Linked DNA regions of Homo sapiens: region 2 is linked to region 1. The links are chromatin loops, found by intact Hi-C in ENCODE. Cell type or tissue: heart right ventricle. All regions are shown on one strand. Links, peaks and the distances in the headings refer to the core of each region. The heading gives the core; the rest is flanking DNA. Region 1 overlaps LOC105379168 (a long non-coding RNA gene). Region 2 overlaps SLC27A6 (solute carrier family 27 member 6).

Evidence for each region. Hi-C counts contacts between places; a loop is a spot of excess contacts. Peaks named below come from ENCODE experiments on the same cell type or tissue, not always from the same donor. Only the 100,000 strongest peaks of a DNase experiment are listed, where the experiment ranks them.
Region 2: a loop joins it to region 1, with 1.8 times the contacts of the local background. A loop is called at or near these places in 8 of 110 quality-filtered maps.

Annotation. Positions count from the first base shown.
Region 1 is chr5:128,919,230-128,922,047 of GRCh38, reverse strand. The region is part of intron 6 of LOC105379168 (a long non-coding RNA gene); the gene reads right to left. Among named protein-coding and RNA genes, the nearest start is that of SLC27A6, 45 kb to the left of the region's middle. In heart right ventricle, for the core only: no CTCF peak of the experiment used is centred there; a DNase peak (open chromatin) is centred at 985; H3K27ac peaks cover 1,640 bases.
Region 2 is chr5:128,973,488-128,976,305 of GRCh38, reverse strand. All of the region lies in intron 1 of SLC27A6 (solute carrier family 27 member 6), which reads right to left. Among named protein-coding and RNA genes, the nearest start is that of SLC27A6, 9.4 kb to the right of the region's middle. In heart right ventricle, for the core only: no CTCF peak of the experiment used is centred there; no DNase peak of the experiment used is centred there.

The DNA of each region.
Region 1 (2,818 bases), core at 44-2,543:
ATAATCTTACTATATTTTATATAGACTTATTTAAATTATTTGGAGTCAAAGCTCAGTATAAATAATAAAATAATTAATCCAGGTACTGTATTGAACTGGTTTACAAATATACATAGAACTGAGAATATTTTGACCTTCTTCATGATCACATCACAAATTTTCCTCCACCTCCCACTTTTAAGTCATTTTTCCATTTTTATAAAGACAAAATAATTATAAATATAATCTGCTCCAGTATATATATCTGACACTAAATTACTAAGTAGCACATTTAAAAGCTTGTTTTCATTTTATAATTTACAGAAACAGGCTTGATAGTGTTTATTCCTTAAAACTGTTAATAGTTTGTTTATAGTAATTTTTAAGGTTTTTCCTCAAAAACAAACATAGTAAAATGAAAATAATCATTTGTAAGTAAAAGCGAGTATATTAACAATTTTTTCAATCATTCCAAACAATGTGTATTAGGATCACTTAAGAAATGGATTATTAATGTACACGGAAGAGTTTTGCTACCCTGAAATACACATTTGACTTTTTTTGCTTTTCCTTGAATTTTAAAAATTGAATGTCTTGAGGCATTCTGAATTAAACAAGAGTAATTGCTATGTACGAATTATTTGCCTAAAATGGTTACTTACTTCTTTGCAAATTCACATGGAATTTACTGAGCACAAATTAATTAAGTAATACATCTCATTTCATGTCTCGTGTTCCTGATATTTTATTCCCATTTAGAAAGAACTTAGGTGATAAAGAAATTTTCCTCTGGTAAAATCTAGAATGAGTACCCAAAATACACAATGACCATATCCCTATACATTGGGGGAGTTCTGCCATTAACTGTGTAACTAGCCAAAGGTGAAATTGAAGGACAGAGACACAAGGCTGGGCCTGAGCTACTGGACAATGGACCTCACTCTTCAGGCAGACCAGTGGTTCTCAATTAGGGAGATTTTGCCCTGACGCATATTTGGCAATCCCTGCACACATTCTTGATTGTCACAATTAAGGTGCCAAGTGGTAGAGTGGCAGGGCTTGGGAAGAGTAATTGAGAGGGAGGTACACTACTAGCATCTAGTGGGTAGAGACCAGGCATGTTGCTAAGCATGCTACAATACACAGGACAGTGCCCCACAACAAAGAATTATTCTGCCCCAAATATCAATAGTGCCCAAGTTGAGATTCTGATGCAGACAGAAAATAAACTGCTCTATCCAAATTCTCTGTTTTCTGCTTCTAATGAAAATCATTATCTATTGAATTCCAGGCAGCATGCCAGGGCTTTGACACTGAGTCATTTTCTCTTTTAACTTTATTTACATAATATCAGCTCACCTTTATGTTATTTATTCTAGTTAGGTGTTTTTCAGAATAATTACAATAATTTGCCCAAGTTTACACAACTAGAAAGTTACCAAGCCTGGATATGGACCCATATCCAGACTGACTCCTAAGTCTGTGCTTGTTTCATTGTATTCCACTGTCTCTTTCCTGGTTTATGACCACATTGTATGACTAATGGATTCACATGTTTGTGGATAGCACAGCTAAGAACATTGGAAATAAACATGGATTTAATGGTAATCGAATTAGTCATGGGAAATGGCTGTTACTCTCAAACAATTGCCCTTGAAAGTTTGTCATTTTAAGTTAGAAATCTAAGAGAATACATAAAAATATGAAGAATTAATACTTATTTCTTCAATTTTCTCTGCTAAATGGATTTGAATGACTCATGAATTTGTTTCTAAGAGTCATAAAACTGTGCTAAATTGACATATGCTTTTAGAACTTTTAGACATTTAAATAAAACATTTGTAAGACAGTTGACACTTGAACAACATGGGTTTGAACTGTGCTGGTCCACTTTATACCTGGATTTTTTTCAACCATGCGCTCAGATGAAAATGCATTCTTTGCAGGATGCAAAACCTGCCTTATATAGAGGGTGTGATTTTTTTCCATAGATGGATTTCACGGGGCTGGCTGCAGGACTTGAGTATGTGTGAATTTTGGTATGTGTGGGGGTCCTAGAACCAATCCCCTGCTTATACTGAGAGACAGCTCTATATGATGATTCCATACCTAGGATATCTTTATTTCATCTCTGACTACCAAATTATAGATTTAGGCAAGATGATGCTCTACACAGATTGGACAGAATGATGCTCTACACAGAACTGATCTCAAAAAAAATTTTTTTTCCCATAAGTCTGACTATTCCTACATATCCAAAGTAATTTCTAAATTATACATGATAGCACATACACAAAAATTATTTAATTTGGTGTCATCTATTGCGTCATCTGCCACAATACTTCTTGTATATGAAAATATAAAAGCTGACATTTTTGTTCAGAAAAACTCACTTTTATTTATACCATGAACCCAAATCTGACTAGTTATAGGAAAATAAATACGCCTCACAAGCAGGGAAAAAGGTAAAAGCAGAAGGATGAGCCAGATATGAGAATATTTCTAGTTGTTTGTTAAAAGGGAGCTCAAATTAGAAAAACCAACCTTGAGAAGGAAATACAAGTGAAGTGGAAGTGGAAAGAGAAAAGCTCTTTCCAGCTGATGCTAAGCATATTTGAAACTGGGGGATACTACAGTTCCATTGCTATGCAACTGGCATTTTGTTAAAATAGAGGGCCATAAAAATAGAATTATGCTGTATTTCCATTTTGGCCAGTCAAATAGATGTTTGAACAATTGTTCTAAGCAAAGGCTTTTTACAACACACATGCAATATCTAATTCTATTATAATAGCTGCAAACATGCCTCCTTGCTAATTGTGAAAGAGTAGATTTTGGT
Region 2 (2,818 bases), core at 156-2,655, 54 kb before region 1:
AACTCCTGACCTCAGGTGATCCACCTGCCTTGGCCTCTGAAAGTTCTGGGATTACAGGCATGAGCCACCGCGCTGGCCCCCTTTAAGTTTTATAGAAAGTGTTATGTATGCCGATAGATAAAATACATAGCTCATGTGAACTTTTATTATCTTACCTACATACTATGATATCCATACATGGTATCTGTTTTACTTTTCAGGACATTTCTAAATTTCTACTTGTATTTAGTAGAATAGACTGTTTGGCTTTTTGTTTTTTTTTTCTTTTTCATTCCTAGACTCAGCTAGATCAACAATTACTTCTGTTACAAAAGAAAATAATTGATTTTAATAGGAAGTTTAAATGGCTTCATGGTTCAGTAGCTAGAAAAGGCAGTGTTCTAAGCACTGATAATGCGTGGTTTCTTCTTTACTGGCCATGGAGGCACTGACTCTGGGGTTTTTATTTATAATATCTGTTGAACATGTATTTACTGAAAGGGAATGATGCTTGAATACTGTCAGGAGCAAAAATAATGTAAAGAAAGGATATGCCTCCTTACAGAAGGGGCAAGTCTGAATGTGAGAAATACACATCATGATATCAGGTAAACATGGGCTCAAATCCTAACTCTGTCATTAACTTACTGCTAACACATAGTAATGATAATGATATTTTGGTCAATGAGGGACTGCATATACAACAGTAGTCCCATAAGATCATACCACTATGTTTTTACTGTACCATTTCTGTTTTCACTTAAAAATACTTACCACCATTGTGTTCCAATTGCCTACGATATTCAGTACAGTAATATCCTGGTACAAGTTTGTAGCCTAGGAGCAATAACCCATACCACAGCGCCTAGGTGTGTAGTAAACTATGTCATCTAGGTTCGTGTAGGTACACTCTATGATGTTCACACAACAACAAAATCACCTAACACATTTCTTTTGTTTGTTTGTTTGCTTTTGTTTTTTGGAGTCTCACTCTATTCCCCAGACCGGAGTGTAGTTGCACGATCTCAGCTCACTGTAATCTCTGCCTCCTGTGTTCAAATGATTCTCCTGCCTCAGCTTCCCAAGTAGCTGGGATTACCAGTGTCTGCCACCACACTCGGCTAATTTTTGTATTTTTAGTAGAGACGGGGTTTTGCCATGTTGGCCAGGCTGGTCTCAAACTCCTGACCTCAGGTGATCTGCCTGCCTCAGCCTCCCAAAGTGCTGGGATTACAGGCGTGAGCCACCACGCCTGGCCCGTCTAACACATTTCTAAGAAAAGTATCCTTGTCATTAAGTGATTCATGACTGTATATACTAGCTAACATCAAATAAGGTTGTAGCTGCAAAATCCAAATGAGATCCCTTATTAAAAGCCCCAGGATTACTCTATAATCATAATAGCAATCATTTAAATACAATAAGATCTACTTAGTACATACCAGGCACTCAGCTAGCCACTTTACAAAAGATGTGTCATTTAATCCTCAGAATTATACTGTGAATCAGATGGTATCATCACCATTTTACAACTAAGTTCAGTGAGATCCAGGGTAACTGATGATATTATCTTTAACCATACAGCCAGGAAGTGGCAGACCATACATGGAATTTGGGTCTGTCTGGCTTACCTCCGTCTGAACCACATGATTCATCTTTCTACCTCAATATACTCTCCCTGGGGGTATAATGATTTAATAGTACACCATCAGAAACATCCAATGAGAATCCAAGAAATCTGAAATTTAATGTGCTAAAAAGAGTATGTTTATATTGTTCACAAATGAGACTCCAGATGCCAACAACACAGTATTTTAAGTATAAAAGTGACTATGATCTAAGCTACATCTTATTACAAAATCTGTTAATCAAAATAGAATTTTTCCATCTTTGGAAAACATATATCTCATTTATATTTGAAGGTATGCCAGAAAGAATGGGTGACTTCTCCAGTGACCTACTTACCGAGCCAATCAACTAAATAGTCTTGGCTTAAAACTTCAGTATCCCAAAGTGGCTTTTTTAAATACAAAAAACTGACTGTTGGTGTTAAAAACAAAAATAAGAAAACAATGCAATTAGTTATTGGCAAGCAAAGTAAAAGCTGGCACAAGTAAAACTGCAAAATTAATTGGTCCTAGTTAAACAACAATTCGGTCAACAGAAAAGCCTGAATGCTCTATCTTGAGAAGTAGCCAGTCCTATGTACTTTAAGACGAATCTCTCAGGAAACCGGCTTTGGAATGTCTCCATTTTTTCAGGGACACTGTGGCCCTCTTGGTTGGCCCTTGTAAACAGAACTTACGGCCTTATCAATTATTAGCAAAACTTGGAGTTTACATTTGCTCCTAGACCCTTTCCTCCCGTAATGAAAACAAGATTAAAATGAGTGCTCAGAAGTAAACCTTTGTGTTTTTATTGTTCCAAGATAGCTGAATAGGAACAGCACCAGTCTATAGCTCCTAGCGTGAGCGACGCAGAAGACAGGTGATTTCTGCATTTCCAACTGAGGTACCGGATTCATCTCATTTGGACTTGCTGGACAGTGGGTGCAACCCACAGAGTGTGAGCAAAGTAGGACAGGGCATCGCCTCACCTGGGAAACACAAGGGGTCAGGGAATTCCCTTTCCCAGCCAAGGGAAGCTGTGACAGACGGTACCTGGAAACTCGGGATACTCTCACTCTAATACTGCACTTTTCCAATGGTCTTAGCAAACAGCACACCAGGAAACTATATCCCGTGCCTGGCTTGGTGGGTCCCACACCCACGAAGCCTTGCTCACTGCTAGCACAGCAGTCCGAGATTGAACTGCGAGGTGGCAGCAAGGCTAGGGGAGG